2 separate regions of the Homo sapiens genome follow, and region 1 is linked to region 2. Evidence: read pairs that join two places in POLR2A ChIA-PET (ENCODE). Cell type or tissue: MCF 10A. All regions are shown on one strand. Each heading gives the region's core, and the rest is flanking DNA. Links, peaks and the distances in the headings are about the cores only. Region 1 overlaps LOC105377412 (a long non-coding RNA gene). Region 2 overlaps INTU (inturned planar cell polarity protein).

Region 1 (2,500 bases), core at 1-2,500, 100 kb before region 2:
AGGCATGCACCACCACACCTGGCTAATTTTGTATTTTAGTAGAGATGAGGTTTCTCCATGTTGGTCAGGCTGGTCTCGAACTCCCGACCTCAGGTTATCCACCCACCTCAGCTTCCCAAAGTGCTGGAATTACAGGCATGAGAAGGCATTTTTCTAGAAGCGATGTTGGATTTGCATTGATTTATCATCACTCTTGTCCAAAAGCCCTTGTGACTAGTGCAAACAATAACATGCTGACTAAATTAAGTAATTAAGTATATTATTTTAATATACTTTGGTCAACTCTATCAGTTAAAAATTGGAGGCTTTTGACCCTATCTTTAATATTTTTATTATATAAATTTATTTATATTTATTAATCCTGTCTTTGCATCTGTTTCTCTGAGATCCTGGAGAATTAAAGGATCACAGAGAGCCTTTATACCTTATATGGTATATAGTTATATCATGTAAATAGTATAATTACTTTGAATTTTAACTATAACATCCTTTGAGATCTTATAGTTAAAATACAAAATAATTATACCATTTTATTTCATTCTTCATGCTTTGATGCCATGGAGCATCAAAGTGTCAAGTGGTTCCCTAGGACACATGAGCTTTTCCACACCATGCACTAATTAGCAAAGCTCAAAGAGACCCGGACCTGAGTTTAAGATTTCAAAATCTAATTTAATGCATAAGAACCAAATAGTAGATCACCCAGATATTAGAAAATAAGATCAATGTCTCCACTTGCTCATTTTTCATAAAAGTTCCAGAAGGGAAATTGTGTTAGCCCAGGACCTCAGAGAAACAGATACAAAGACAGGATTAAATATGTCAGGATTTTAATAGTGGGAAATGCCTGTGTAAAAAGAAATAAAGAAGGAGCTAGGAAAGGCTGGGACAGCTGTCGGACTGCATCCAAGTCTGACCCCAGGATGAGGGAGAGAAGGTTGAATGGAAGAATCCTACACTACTCTGCAGTCTAAGGATTGTTTGTCAAAGCCATGGGGAAGTACTCCAGCCTAAGCGGTGGACAAAGGAGCCCCACCTGTCTTCCGGGACTAAGACGGCCTCAGTATCGCCACAGCATTCAGTCAGTCCATTGGTAACAGCAATGAATGGGAGGTGTGGCTGACTTCAAAGCACAGCAGCTGGGTGCTCTGTCTGTGAGGTGCATTTTCATGCCTGCCAAAGATAGGATGAAGGGAAGGTGCATGAGAGAAGTTTCTCTAAAATCTTTTAAAATGTTAAAGGAAACATTTTTTATCAGACATACATTAATTACTTCATAAAAGAACTAAGTCCCTGTAATTTTGGAACAATATCAATAGCATTACTATAAACAGAAAATCGAGAAAAGCATTTTGAATTTCAATTTTTAGAAAATGTAAAATCATCAAATCATTTTAAAAAGTCTATAGTTTCATTCAACACCAGGTGGAGCCCTTTTGCTTTTCAAAACTAAAAGAGGAAACTTCTTAATTTAATACAGGCTTAGGCTGATTATTTCACAACTCTTAAGTCATCATTTTAAATCATTTTAAGACTTTTGCATTATATTTATCACCATTGTAAACCTGATTTTTTTCCAAATACCATGGACTAGCTAAAACTGCAATGTTAATATAAAGCAACCAATTCCAATATTGTTAAATATCTAAAATAAAGTTTTTAATAATATTGTTTTAAACATTTGTATACTTTTAAAGGAAAGAGTAAAATGTGATTTAAATTTCATATTCAATACTTAAACAAATTGAACTACTTAAAATGCTCTCCCGAATCTCTAACTTGCTACGTCATCATTCTTTTTATCCAAAATACCTTCTCTATAGAAAATGTATTGCTTTAAAACAGGTTTCAGTTAGCAAGCAATGAGTTTCTGAAAATATATATATTTAAAAAGCAAAAAAAAATTAAGTTTAAAAAACACGTTTCAGGTTATAAAGTATAATATTTTTAATATCTGTCCTGTGCCAATCAGAAAGTATAGGATAAAAATAACAATGTTTATAAAGTAGACATGCTTTTTCCAAGTAAATTGTAACAGCAAGGAGGCATTATTTATTCTGTGTCTATGCTTCAGAATTCTGTCCTTCTCATTGCAGGGAAATAGAAACAGATAAATATAAATATATTTTTGTAATAAAAATGTTAATGATAGGGTTAAAAGCCCCCAATTTTTAACTGACAGAGTTGACAACAGTATATTAAAAGTGTATATTTAATGGCATAGTTCGTATACATTTTTATTTATTCATCCATCCAAGAAATACTTACAGAGATCTTGCTATATGCTGAAGAGACAGGAATAAATAAGACATTCATAGTACCTGCCCTTGAAAGTTCAGAAGGCATTCAATGAAGCAAGCATTATAATAAAAGCTATTGTAATTAAGGAAATACACAGTACTCTGGAAGCACCCAGCAAGGGAACCTAAGGGCTAACCTAATCTGGGGACACGGAAGACCTTCCAAAGAATTGAAATTTAAGCTGAGACTCCTCAGTAGG
Region 2 (13,531 bases), core at 6,148-8,647:
TATATTGTGATAATGGTATGATTATATGTATTTTAAGATTCCTTCTGTTTTATACATACATTCTGAAGTGTTTACAGATGAAATTATATAATATCTGGGATTGGTTTTGAAATAATTCAGCAGGAGGAAGGGAAGATGATGATACAGATGAAACAAGATAAGCCATGGACTGGTCATAGTTAAACCTGGGTGATGATGGCTATACAGGAACTAATTATACAATTCCCTTTTTGTATATGCTAAAATTCTCAGTAATAAAAGTTCTTTTACAAAGTAAATGGGAAGTAAGGAGGTAAAAGCCATGAGGTGTGGATTATTCTCAAGAAGATCGCCAGTGAAAGTGGGAGGAGAATGTTAGCTTGAAAGGGTAACTGAGTCTTAACAAACACCCTAAACAAATGGAAGGGTGTTTTGTCTGTAAAAATAATAGAAATTTAGGGATGGTAAACTCTTATGGCTCATAATTTTTTGAGTAATGGAAAATGTTTAGATGGATATTAACTATTAGGAGCAGTTCAGATCTAAAGTATTAAAATATCTGGTTTTTGGAACTTACATCCAAAATGTTTAATTTAAAAATCTAATTCCTGCCTTTATAGAACACTATTTTAATGAGCAGTGGAGTTAACAATATTTTCTATGGTTAAAAAATAATCTATTTTGATTCCTTAGATACAGTAAAAAAAAAAGAAAGAAAACCATAATTCATAAAAGAAAAAATGGATAAATTGAGAATGTAAAATGGTACAACTACTTTGGAAGACAGTTTGGCAATTTCTTAATAACCTAAACATATACCTACCATGTAATTCAACCAGTCTGTTCCTATCTTTTTAAACCAAGAGAACTGAAAGCATATGTAATACAAAGACCTGTATACAAAGCAACTTTATTTGTAATAGCCAAAAAGTGGAAACAACTCAAATAACTTAACTGTCCATCAGCAGGTGTGAATACCAAAACAAATTCTGGTATATCCAGGAATGGACTACTACTCAGAAAAAAAGTTGGTGTAGGGAGGTGTTGAGGGAACTGTTCTACATCTCAATTTTGGTGGCACTTACATAGCTATATGCATTTGTCAAAACTCACAGAACACTTCACATTGAATTTTGCCTTTAAAAAAATATGAAAATAAGGATCTATTCTACACTTTTTGGTGAAATTAGATTAAAGATTTAATCTTATATCCTAATGCTGTGTTTTCCTTAGTTTTTAAAAAATATTATTAAGGTATAATTTATGTTCAGTAAATTCTTCTGTCCCCTTTGGAGTCGACCCCTCTCCATACCCCCAACCTCTGGCAATCACTGATCTGTGTTCTGTCCCCATGATTTTGCCTTTTCCAGGATGTAATATAAAGTGAATCATCCTGCTCAGCCTGGCCCTAATGCTGCTCTGGTTGCTCAGCATACCTCCTTTTACCTTCTCATACCTGGGCATCCCTGCCCTGTTCAGCCCCACAGTTCCCAACTATTTGGTTCCTGCTCCATGGTCAGGCCTCTGACAACCCCTTTGAATAAACCAGACACTCCACATGTGTCTTGAGAATTTAAATAAATAAATAATCATACAGTAGGTAATTTTTGTGTCTGGCTTTAACTTAGCATAAATGGATTTAAGATTCATTCCTGCTATTGTACAGGCAGTTCAGTCCTTAATATTGCTGAATAGTAGTATTCCATCATATGCATGTATCACAATTTGTTTATCCATTCCCCAATTGAGGAATGGCTGGGTTATTTCCAGTTTTTAGTTTTCTTTAGGTTTCATTGGGTTTTTTAAAAAGAAAAAAAACTTATAAAAGTAATAGCTGTGTACGGGGTGAAGCTCCAAGCATGGTTATTAAAAGCAAATACCTTCGCTTATCCCTTTCTCTCACTTCCATCCCCAGGTGTAACTGCTCTTATGGATTGGAATGTATCCTTCCAGACCTTTTTCCATATACATACATTCCCACACACAAACCAACACACATGTATATAGTTGGTGGGGATGCTATTTTTAACAAAAATCAGATGATAACATATATTTTGTTCTGCAGCTTGCCTTCTTTGCTGAGCAGTGTATCCTAAAACCTTTTATGCCTGCTCATATAGATCAATCATATTTTTTTAACATATGTGTGATATTCTGTGGTATATCTAGTTTTGCTGGCCATTCCTCCATTGTTGAATTTCATGTTATCTCTAATTTTTCCATATTACAAATAATCCAACTGTTAACTTTTTATATAAAAATCATGATTCCACTGCTTGAGTATTCCTGTAGATTTCTAGAAGTAGAATTACTCAGAGGGTATATATACTTAATTTTTTTTACATACCACTCAGTTGCTTGCAAATAGGTTGCATCAATTAGTGCTTTCAAAAATAGCTTATGGTAATATTGGATACTGTAGATGATGTAGAGTAAAAGTTTTTTGTCCTAAAAAGATGTGTTGTAAGAAATCCCTCATAGAGTGACAGATTTTATGTTCTTAATGTCTCTAATCAAACATCTTAAAAGAATGAAACATAAGGTTGTTCTCAGTGAAGTAAACGTATGCATATTGTATTTCATCCTAATATTCTGGTATATTGATTTCTAAAGATGGCACTATGAAAAGTTTAGTTACTAAAGAATATAATTTTCATTTTAACTATTATAGCTTAATTGGAATTTTTATCACAAAAAAATAAAAATATAAAATCCACTATGAATTTTTCCCCCAGTCCGAGGATTACTATGACATGAGGCGGCTGTATACAATTTTGGGGTCTTCTCTATTTTACAAGGTAAGTTGAAGCTTGAAGTCTAAATGTCCAGCTGCTGTATAAAGAGAACTAAATTTTCAAAACTTTTACAAACATGAAAAATACATTTATCTCTTTTCTTTCAAATGTAGGTACCATAAGATTAAGAGCTTTCTCATTTTAGAGACAGGGTCTTGCTCTGCCACCTAGGCTGGAGTACGGGGTACAATCATAGCTCACTGCAACCTCCAATTTCTGGGCTTAAGCAATTCCCAAGCTCAAACAATCCTCCTGCTTTGGCCTCCCAAAGTACTGGGATTACAGGCGTGAGCCACCATGCCTGACCAGATTAAGACCTTAAAACAAGATTTGCATCTACATACTTGTAAATATAATAAATATTTATGGTTTCATTGCATTCTAAAGCATGTATAAAGTATTTACAAATGTGCACAGGAGAAGCAATACTCAAAGAACCAAGTTTGTAAGAGAGAAGACTAATATTTTTCTGGATTTCCTTTTGAAAGAGTGTATTTTTTATCCTGTGTTGAAAAGTCAGCTGGGCATGGTGGCTCACACCTGTAATCCCATCACTTTGGGGGGCCGAGGCAGGCAGAACACCAGAGGTCAGGAGTTCGAGATCAGCCTGTCTAACATGGTGAAACCCCATCTCTACTAAAAATACAAAAAAAAATTATCTGGGTATGGTGGTGTGTGCCTGTAATCCCAGCTACTCAGGAGGCTGAGGCAGGAGAATGGTGTGAACCCGGGAAGCAGAAGCTGCAGTGAGCTGAGTTCGTGCCACTGCACTCCAGCCTGGGTGACAGAGACTCTGTCTCAAAAAAAAAAAAATAGTAACCTACATCTTTTAAATAAATCTTATATAACATTTAGTTCATGTCCATGTAAAGCAAAGCATCAAATGAATTTAAGTACTTTTATTTTTAAAAAAGGATTTTTAAACACAATATAAAACACATCTAACAAAGAAGCAATAGGGAAGGGTGCACAGTGAAAAGTCTCTGTCATGACCCCTGCTTCTTGACTTTCCATTCTCAGAATTCAGTTATTTTCTAATTTTGTCAAATACTGAAGCTATGCTGTGCAGAAGGGATCTTGCTTTGTGCTGAAGTCTACCTGTCGGTACACCTTAAGTTATCATTTGAGCTCTACTTTGACCTCAAGAAAAGAAACATTTACTTTTACTATATCTTCATTTACCCCATTTGAAACTAGAATATTCTAAACCAACGGAAGAAGTGTCTATGAAACTCTTAGAAATATTATGGGACTATTGCTTTATATCACTGGTAGACTTTTGCTCTTTGTGGTTAAATTCAAGGGTTATTTGATATGCAGTCATTTGCCCAAGGATGATCTTATTGATATTGCCGTATACTGTCGCCACTATTGCCTGCTGCCTTTAGCAGCAAAACAAAGAATTGGTCAGTTGATCATATGGAGAGAAGTGTTTCCTCAGCATCACCTCCGACCTTTGGCAGACTCAAGCACTGAAGTCTTTCCGGAACCTGAAGGAAGATATTTTTTGCTAGTTGTTGGCTTGGTAAGTTTACCTCAGCTTCTTTCTTAGGATTTTTCTTCTTTTCTTTTATTTTTTTCTTTTCGGCAGGGGTTGAGGGATGCAGCGGTAGGTAGGTATCTATTGACTGTCTAAATAAATACACAAACATGCTCATGTAAAATTATTAGTATGTCTAATATCAGTATTCAAGGAAATGTTACATGTCCCCTTATTCCTTTTCTTTTGCATCCATTTAATACTCATGGACAAATATTAATAAAGTCTAAGAAAATATTTTAGCAGGTTTTTAAAGTCTTTTGTTCCCCTTTCTATAGTGGTTTTATCCATTGGCTTGTTTTGGGAGATAGAGGGAGACATGAAAATAATATAGAATCAGAAACAGAATAAATATGCAATTGTAGATGAAAGGACTTCCAGTAACTGAGGCTCTTGACAGCTATCTTAGGGAATTCTGTGTCTCAAAAGAAGTGGTTTGATGGTATATCAAGATAAGGCAATGTAAGATTGTTTTCAACTGGGATCAAGAAGCATTAATAATAACCAAAAAGGAAAGATGACGGAGGAATTTTTAATAATCATCACATGATTATGCCATAGGCCTCTATGTCTTCGATATTTATAAGTTTATACATGCACATTTTATGTAAATATTTTCATGGTAGCTAAACCTACATTTGTAATTTTTTTCCCTATAGAAACATTATATGCTATGTGTACTATTAGAAGCTGGAGGTTGCGCATCCAAAGCTATTGGGAGTCCTGGACCAGACTGTGTATATGTGGATCAAGTCAAAACAACTCTTCACCAGCTGGATGGAGTAGATTCTCGCATAGATGAACGGCTAGCATCTTCTCCAGTCCCCTGTTTGTCTTGTGCTGACTGGTTCCTTACTGGATCACGTGAAAAAACAGATAGCTTGACCACTTCGCCTATTCTCAGTAGGCTACAAGGTACTTCCAAAGTAGCAACTTCTCCAACATGCAGAAGAACGCTTTTTGGTGACTATTCCTTAAAGACACGCAAGCCTAGTCCTTCCTGTAGTAGTGGAGGATCTGACAATGGTTGTGAAGGTGGAGAAGATGATGGCTTTAGCCCCCATACTACACCGGATGCAGTACGGAAGCAAAGAGAATCTCAGGGCTCTGATGGTTTAGAAGAAAGTGGGACCTTGCTTAAGGTGTGTGCTTATTCAAGTGTGTATGTTCTGGGAGCTAAGTTGTCTCTCCAGTCCTTGTTTTATAATTGCAAGACATTTTTTTAGTGGCATACCATTCTTCATTTGACATGGTGGTTATTTCAGTCACTGCTGGCAAACCAATGATTTTGAACCAAAAAGAAAAAGAAATATCAGGCCAGGTGTGGCAGATTGCTAGAGGCCAGGAGTTCAAGACCAGCCTGGCCAATGTGGCAAAACCCAGTCTCTAATAAAATTACAAAAAAATTGCCAGGCACGTTGGTGCACACCTGTGATCCCAGATGCATCGGGAGGCTGAGGCACAAGAATTGCTTAAACTCAGGAGGCAGAGGTTGCAATGAGCCGAGATTGTGCCACTGCATGATTTGTCACTCCAGCCTGGGTGACAGAGTGAGACTCTGTCTCAAAAAAAAAAAAAAAAAAAAAAAAAGAAATATCAAATAATAAGATAAGAACCCCTTGACATTCATATCTGTTTAACAGTACTTAGAAATAGGAAAACTTTAATCTCAATTTCCGTGTTCATCTCTTCCCTATTTGCAATGACAACAGAGAGCATCCAAGCTGTGGGGCCTGTTGGGGGCTGATCTGACTAAATAGCCAATGAAATATTCAGCAAAGAGAATCAGAACCCTAAATGTGTGTATTTGTGTGTCTGTGTGTGTGTGTGTGTATGTCTCTGTGTGTATTATCCTATTTTTATAGATTTTAAAATCTGAACCTTTGTAACACTTAAAGATTTAAAAGTTGACTCTAAAGAGGATGTTCATTTTTCAGATCATTTTTCCTAATTTTTTCCCATGAAAATACCATAAAATATCCAAATGATTATCAAAACATTCACCCTGGGAGGCTTTGTACTTATTCTAGTGATGCTGTCGTCTTTCAAAACATTTTTGAAACTTGTCATTTGGGTGGATGGAGGTGACACCAGATGAGGAGTCTGAGAAGGAGCACAAATAAACTATGAAATGCTAGTAGCATGGCATAAATAACCAGATGCAATCTCCTCATACCAAACAATAGAATACTTTTGGACCCCTAAGTGGGGTGTATTTGGAAGTACTTACATCAGTACCATACCTATTATCACAGTCGATGGAATTGGTAGGAAATAGTCTAAAAAGATTTGGACAGATTAAAGAATTACCAAGCCATGAATAGCTCCTAAGAGAAATTGAGTTAACCTTTAAGATTCAGCCATTCAACAAAGGTTGATTGAATACCTACTAAGTGCCAAGGGCCATACTACACAAAGGAGATACAGAGATGAATAAGACACAGCCCCTGACTTTGAGGAGTGCAGAGTCTAGGGAGGGGAGACAAGTATGCATACATACAAATTTGGTAATGGCTCTGGTAGGAGGTTTTCAGGGAACACCATCATGCCCTCCCAGGACATGACCCTGGGATCCCTGTCAGCCATGGATAAGCCAAGAGGTACAAGTTAGCATCAAAAATATTTAAAGGAAGCATTGCAAATGGTAAGTAGTTCCCTCAGAAGGATGTTTAATTTTTAAATTGTTTCTGCTATATGATTCCATTCTTAGATATAAACTGATCTACTTAACTATATTTTTCAGGTCACTAAAAAGAAGTCTACTCTTCCAAATCCATTTCATTTGGGAAACTTGAAAAAGGACCTTCCAGAAAAAGAATTAGAAATATATAACACAGTGAAGTAAGAAACTTTCTTATTCTTGTTCACTTAAACTCAGGAAGTTTTACAGTGAGAAAGTACAATTTTATAACATGTATTTTACTCAACAAATGTAATTCTGATATATCTTACATATTAAAGGTAATATCTGTGGTATTTCTTTAATATTTCATTACACATTTAGGAAAATGACCATATTAGTATTATGAAAGAGAAAAACACACAAAGTAATATTTCAAAATGTGAAAGTCTCCCTTTATCTCTCCACAGGTAACCTCCCTTTTGTATATTTAATATAATTTTTAAATTAGAGTTTACTATTTTTTAGAGTGTTTGGTGGATGCAGTGGTGTGCTGTCCAGTTACACCTTAGCTCAGGGTATTCCTTTCCAACACTTGAGAATGGTGGCTGCTAATGCCTCACAGCTCCCCTAGCCTTGTCACTCCCCTAGCCGTGTCCTACACGGAAACTTGTTGACTCAGCTAAGGTTACATTCCTCCCTGGGAGGAGCCCATTTCTAATGACTAATAAATAAGTGAGTACAAAGGCTTGGCCCCTTGCCTAAATTGAAGACAACTCTGAAAGGCCAGCCAAGCTTCAGAGTACACAGTGGTATCGGCTGAGACTTGTTGCCGCTGCAGCACAGTTCATCTTCTCCCTCTGCTCAATCCTGCTCAGTCACTACACCCCTACAGCTGTTTTTCCCAAGAGTACTTCCTAATAAGTTTCCTCCCGGCATATCTCACTCTCAGAGTTTGGGTCCCAAGGAACTTGTCCCATAACACTCTCTTTAGAAAATAGGTATAATTTCAAACGTTCATTGAGTAGGGAATTCTGAGGTAAAAGAAACTGAGTGAGGAGAGAATGTTTAGCAACTTAAACTGTCTGTAATTATTATAATATGAAATGTTATATATTCACTTCTTGTGCACTTATGTGGTGACACGCAGGTCTGCCTGTGCCTTGGCAGGTATTTAATTATGACATCATGTGTGGGATCAACTGGTGTAATAAACTCAATTGCCTACTTTTATTTGAACAACTAGACACGTACTAATAGAATTCACACACACACACACACACACACACACACACACAGTACAGAGCTACCACATTCTTAATCACTGAAACACTTTACAGTAAGTTCAAATATATGTGTTACAAAGTTGTTAGAAAATTCTTTTTTTCTCAAGTCAAGACAAAAACAAAGTAACTTGTCTGCATAAAATAATACATTAGAAATCTGATGTGTTAAATTTTAGTATTTAATGCCTCCAAATATGAATGTTTAATTTTTTGATAGTTAAACATGATTTTAAGACAAATAAATTGGAACCAAACCTTTTATGGAACCCAAAAGTACCTTCACAAAACTCTAGTCTTCCATTTAACAAAAACTATTGCTCTGAAATTTTATTAACTCCATATCAGAATTTTAAAAATATGTATGTTGTGTTGGCATTGTCTCTAGTAAAAGGAGACTCTTTTTTCAAGTTCAATGGTTTAAACATAAATTCACATGTGGTGTAAATCATAGGCTCTCCTATTTTAAAAGGTGCCAAAGATGTGTGTTTATTCTCATTATTGACATGCAAAGATGTTTTTATATGATGTAGTTCATTTTAAAAGCATGATATAAAACAGGATGTAATATATTATCCTAACCTTTTATGCACCTATCTTTGTAAAATACAATATATATAATATATTGAAAATAATATATAAAACATTTCATTCAGTAACTAAGTCCTACCCATTCTGCATTCCAGTAGTTCTTGAGGAACATCAGTTTGACTATCATGGTAAAATACTTTAATGCTACTAACTTAAATGTATTTAATTTGTTGGAAGGTATTTTTATATGTGGTCTACCCTAGACTGATATCTTGTTTATGGCTTATAGCTATCTGGGCCAGACACGAGCTGAATTATTTAATACCAACCATGGAAAAAGAGACAGTTAGCCAATTTGGGTTGTTTAGCAAAGGAATGATTAAGTTACTTGCAAATGAATTGAGGTTTACTTATCCTTGCATAACATGTAGTATTTGCCTCCATTAAGGGAATTAATAACCCTAGCTTGTACTTCAGTTACGGATGAAGAGGGAATTAAATGTTTAGCCCAGTTTCCCTTCCCTAATTATACTACTAATATTATATTGTAGATAAAAGCTTATAAGAAGTCTACTAAATTCAAAATGAACCAATATTTTAAAATTTACTAAAATTTCTTTTTTCTTCTCTTTGATTTTTTTTCTTTTTAAGACTGACATCTGGTCCTGAGAACACACTTTTCCACTACGTTGCCTTAGAAACAGTGCAAGGAATCTTTATTACTCCTACCCTTGAAGAGGTGGCACAGCTAAGTGGCTCTATCCACCCTCAGCTAATAAAGAATTTCCATCAGTGTTGTCTTTCCATTCGTGCAGTTTTCCAACAGACATTGGTGGAAGAGGTAGGGCACTGCTATAAATACAGTTTTCTGCCAGTTTAATTTCCAGATCTCTAAGCATTCTGTTATCTAATCAATATGCCCAGCATTGTTTTCATTTCATTAAGTTTTTTTAAATAGTCACTTAATCTAACGTGGGTGCCAAAACAATTATACTCACAGTACTTCAAGGTTTTATTTTATACTGAATCTGATGTCTTGGGTTACTTTTCAGGATATGGTAGACCTGTGTTTTCTACAGCAAAGCAAAATACAGTCGTTTGTAATGTAAATTAACCTTCCATATTTGATATCTGTGACTCAACCATTACTTGAGTAATAATATCTACCAATTGGTTCCTAAAATAACTCTGATAATTCTTTGAGTATTTAGCCAATAGTATAGGGATTTTGGAATATAATGGATTAAGGCAGGGGTCCCCAACCCCCCTGGGCCACATACCAGTAGCTCTCTGTGGCCTATTAGGAACCAGGCTGCACAGCAGGAGGTGAGTGGCGGGCCAGGGAGCCTTACTGCCTGAGCTCTGCTTCCTATCAAATCAGCAGCACATACGAGTGCAAACCCTATTATTGTGAACTGTGCATGTGAGGGATCTAGGCTGTGCACTTCTTATGAGAATCTAATGCCTGATGATCTGAGGTAGAACAGTTTCATCTTGAAACCATCCCTCCCCCAGAAATTGGTCTCCAATGCCAGAAAGGTTGGGGACTGCTGGGTTAAGGTACAGCTATAGACACAAGACTAATGCAAATTTTTTGGCATTTGGTTGGTTGATTGCTTGCTTGCTTTTCTATCCAGGATGAAGTTTCATTGAATGTTGTTATCTGTTGAATAAATAATAATGCTGTGTACAATTACAATATCAGATTATTTAAATGGCAGGAAAAGATAGGTGTTGATTTCTTGAAAAGGATAAAACTTACAGAGGTTTACTTGTGACGTTATACAGCCAAAAAACCTCTCTGAAAATGGTTGTAATGTATATAGCAATACATGTGTTAGGGATGCCAAATTTGTGAAGAACTTGGGTTTAAAAGTGGAAGAACATTGGACAAGGAATAAGGAATCCTGGACTGAGCCTCACCTCCTATTTCCTTAGCTATGAAGCAAGTGGGCTGAATTACATCATCTCTCCAGGTTCATTCAGCAGTAAAATTCTGTGTCTTGTAGGATTTTTTTTTGAGTCCTCAGAAATTGTTATTCTGTAAAAATACTGTGTTTGACCCTATATTCCTGTATGCTTTGGGTTCTTATGCTCCTATTTCCCTTTTTAACATTAACTGATAAATGTTATAAAGGAATATTTCATTTACTTATTTGATAATATTTAGTAATATAAATTAGTTTTCCCCATCTTATTTAAACATTGAGGTACCTACTCTGCACCAGACACTATTCTAGGAACGTGGGATACAACAGTGGACAAAACAAAGTCCCTTCCTTCACGAAGCCTATTTTCTAATTAGAAATTAGTATGCTGAGAAGAATTAGAAAATAGTATGCTGAGAAGAATCAGTGTCAAGCAAAATAATAAAACATGGTAAGGATTAGAGGTGGGAGTGACTATTTTGAAAGGTCTCTCTGATCATGTCAAGTGATACTTGAACAGAGACCTGAATGAAGTGAGGGAGCAAGCCATGTGGCTCTCTGGGGACAGAGCTTCCAGCAAGGGGAACAGCAAATGCAAAGCTGCAGAGCATTACCGCCTGAGGTCTGCCTCCTGTCAGGTCAGCTGCGGCATTAGGTTCTCATAGGAGTGCAAACCCTACTGTGAACTGTCCATGCAAGGGATCTAGGTTGCCCACTTCTTATGAGACTCTAATGCCTGATGATCTGAGGTGGAACAGTTTCATCCTGAAACCATCCCCTAGGGGCTGGGAGAGTACTGGAGCAAACTGAGTGAGAAGAAAGTGGAAGAAGAGATCACAAAGGTAGCAGGGCCAGCTTATGCATGGCCGGATAGACTATGATAAGGACTTTGGGCTTTGTTCTGAAAGAGATGATACATTCTTGAACAGTTCTGCCCAAATAAGGGACATGATCCGTAATTTTTTTAAAGGATCACTCAGGCTACTGTGGGTAGAACAGGAAACAGAATAGCAAGGGTGGAGGCAGGGACCAGTTAGGAGGCTTTCAAAATTCTCAAAGCAAGAAATGATTATGGCTTCTGGACTGTGGATATATTTTGGAGGGCAAACCAAAAAGATCTGTTGATGGATTAGATAAAAGCTATGAAGGAAAGAAAAGGATCAAGGATCACTCCACTGTTTGCCCTGAAACTTATAAGAAGCCTTTATAGTCCAAATGAGTCATTGTTTTGCTAATGCTTTAATCAGTATGAAATTTAGAGATTATGGGTCAAAGGAAGACAAAATACTGTTTTAAATATATATTTTTTCAATTTATTACAGAATTATCTGTTCATTTAGAACACATTTATTAAGCACCTACTATGAACCAGGCACTGCTGGTTTTAAAACACACAAAGAAGATTGCATATTGTCTCTTCCCTGGGGAAAAAAGCTTATAATTTTCTATCTTCCACTGTGGAAGACAGATCTATAAACTGCTAATATAATATAATATACATACTAATAATATAGGCCTGTGAACAAAGTGTTCCCTAGAAAAGTCAAGGGACACTTTATCCATGAAGTCTCCTTTAGGATATGGTATTTAAGTTTTGAGGAAGAGTAGAAATTTTCCTGCAGATAAGAAGAATGTCATTGCAGGCACTGAAGTATTTGGATCAGCCAATTCAGATTACTCTGTGAAAACATTTTAAAGTAACACTGGTAATACCAGTTAATACTAACAATACCTATTAATTTACAGAAAAAGAAAGGACTAAATAGTGGAGACCATTCAGATTCTGCAAAGTCAGTGTCTTCTCTTAACCCTGTTAAAGAACATGGTGTGTTGTTTGAATGTTCACCTGGAAACTGGACTGATCAGAAAAAAGCACCACCAGTTATGGCTTACTGGGTAGTAGGGTAAGTGAGAAAAAAAAGTATTTGAAAGTAAAGTGTTAGAAAAGTGAAAGAAAAGTGGTAAAGGAGATTAACATTTTAAAATGTAAGCATGGAATTTTTTATCTAGCTATACTATTTTAATATATTTCATTTTATTTGCTAAGTATCTCCTTTAAATCCCTCCCAAGTATTTTTCTATTGAAAATTATCTTACAAAATTAAATTTCAGTAATACACTGAAAGAATAATTCCAGTTTTTCTCTTCTTCCCTTTTTCCCCTGCTTCCTTCATTTTTCCCCCTCTCTCCTTTCTTTCCCTCTTACCATCCTCTCCCTTTTCTTCCCTTCCCCTCTCTCTGGCCCCTGCCACAGGACCATGCCCAGTCAGGACCCTGCCCACCTTTGTTTCCATCTCCTGTCTCCTTCCTCTTCCATCCACTGTGCACCAGCTGCACGAGCACCAATCAAATCTTGTTTCTGTTGTTCCTTCTGCATGGGATATTCTATCCCTTGACCTTTGCACTTCTGGATCCTTGATATTCAGACCAGTGCTAACAGGTCATCTTGTCAGAGACGATCCATTATCTCTTTCCCTCATCAAAGTGGCTACTCAGTTATTCTCTATATGACTCTTTTATTGTTTATTTTCTTGTCCTTCTCCACCCCCCACCCTCATTACAATATCAGCTTCATGAGGTCAGGAATTGTATCTGTCTTGTCCACCACTGGCACCTGCAACAGTACCTGGCACATAATATAGTCACTTGATAAACATGTGATGGCTGAGTAGGTGAGACTGTGCCTGGCAAAATGTGAAACTGGTGGTGGGTTGGGTGGGCAGTGGGCGGTATGGCAAACACAGAGACATAGTCATTGCCTCTAAGGGCCTTATATCTAGCAGAAGAATTATGAAATATGCTGAAATATCTATATATTTATATATCTATATTTATAGGTATAGAGAGAAATCTTA

Evidence for each region. ChIA-PET counts read pairs that join two places held together with the same protein. Peaks named below come from ENCODE experiments on the same cell type or tissue, not always from the same donor. Only the 100,000 strongest peaks of a DNase experiment are listed, where the experiment ranks them.
Region 1: POLR2A ChIA-PET joins it to region 2 with 11 read pairs; 2 of 35 experiments call an interaction of 5 or more read pairs at or near these places.

What each region holds. Positions count from the first base shown.
Region 1 is chr4:127,604,074-127,606,573 of GRCh38, forward strand. LOC105377412 (a long non-coding RNA gene) reads right to left here. Exons shown (of 3, transcript XR_939185.3): 3 at 814-1,173. Among named protein-coding and RNA genes, the nearest start is that of INTU, 28 kb to the right of the region's middle. RefSeq lists an enhancer at 598-1,421. In MCF 10A, for the core only: a CTCF peak has its summit at 1,446 (motif pointing right); a DNase peak (open chromatin) is centred at 1,438.
Region 2 is chr4:127,701,514-127,715,044 of GRCh38, forward strand. INTU (inturned planar cell polarity protein) reads left to right here. Exons shown (of 16, transcript NM_015693.4): 10 at 2,715-2,777; 11 at 4,078-4,299; 12 at 4,974-5,456; 13 at 7,058-7,155; 14 at 9,400-9,589; 15 at 12,423-12,580. Among named protein-coding and RNA genes, the nearest start is that of SLC25A31, 22 kb to the right of the region's middle. RefSeq lists an enhancer at 6,794-7,993 and a silencer at 7,441-7,735. In MCF 10A, for the core only: no CTCF peak of the experiment used is centred there; a DNase peak (open chromatin) is centred at 7,678.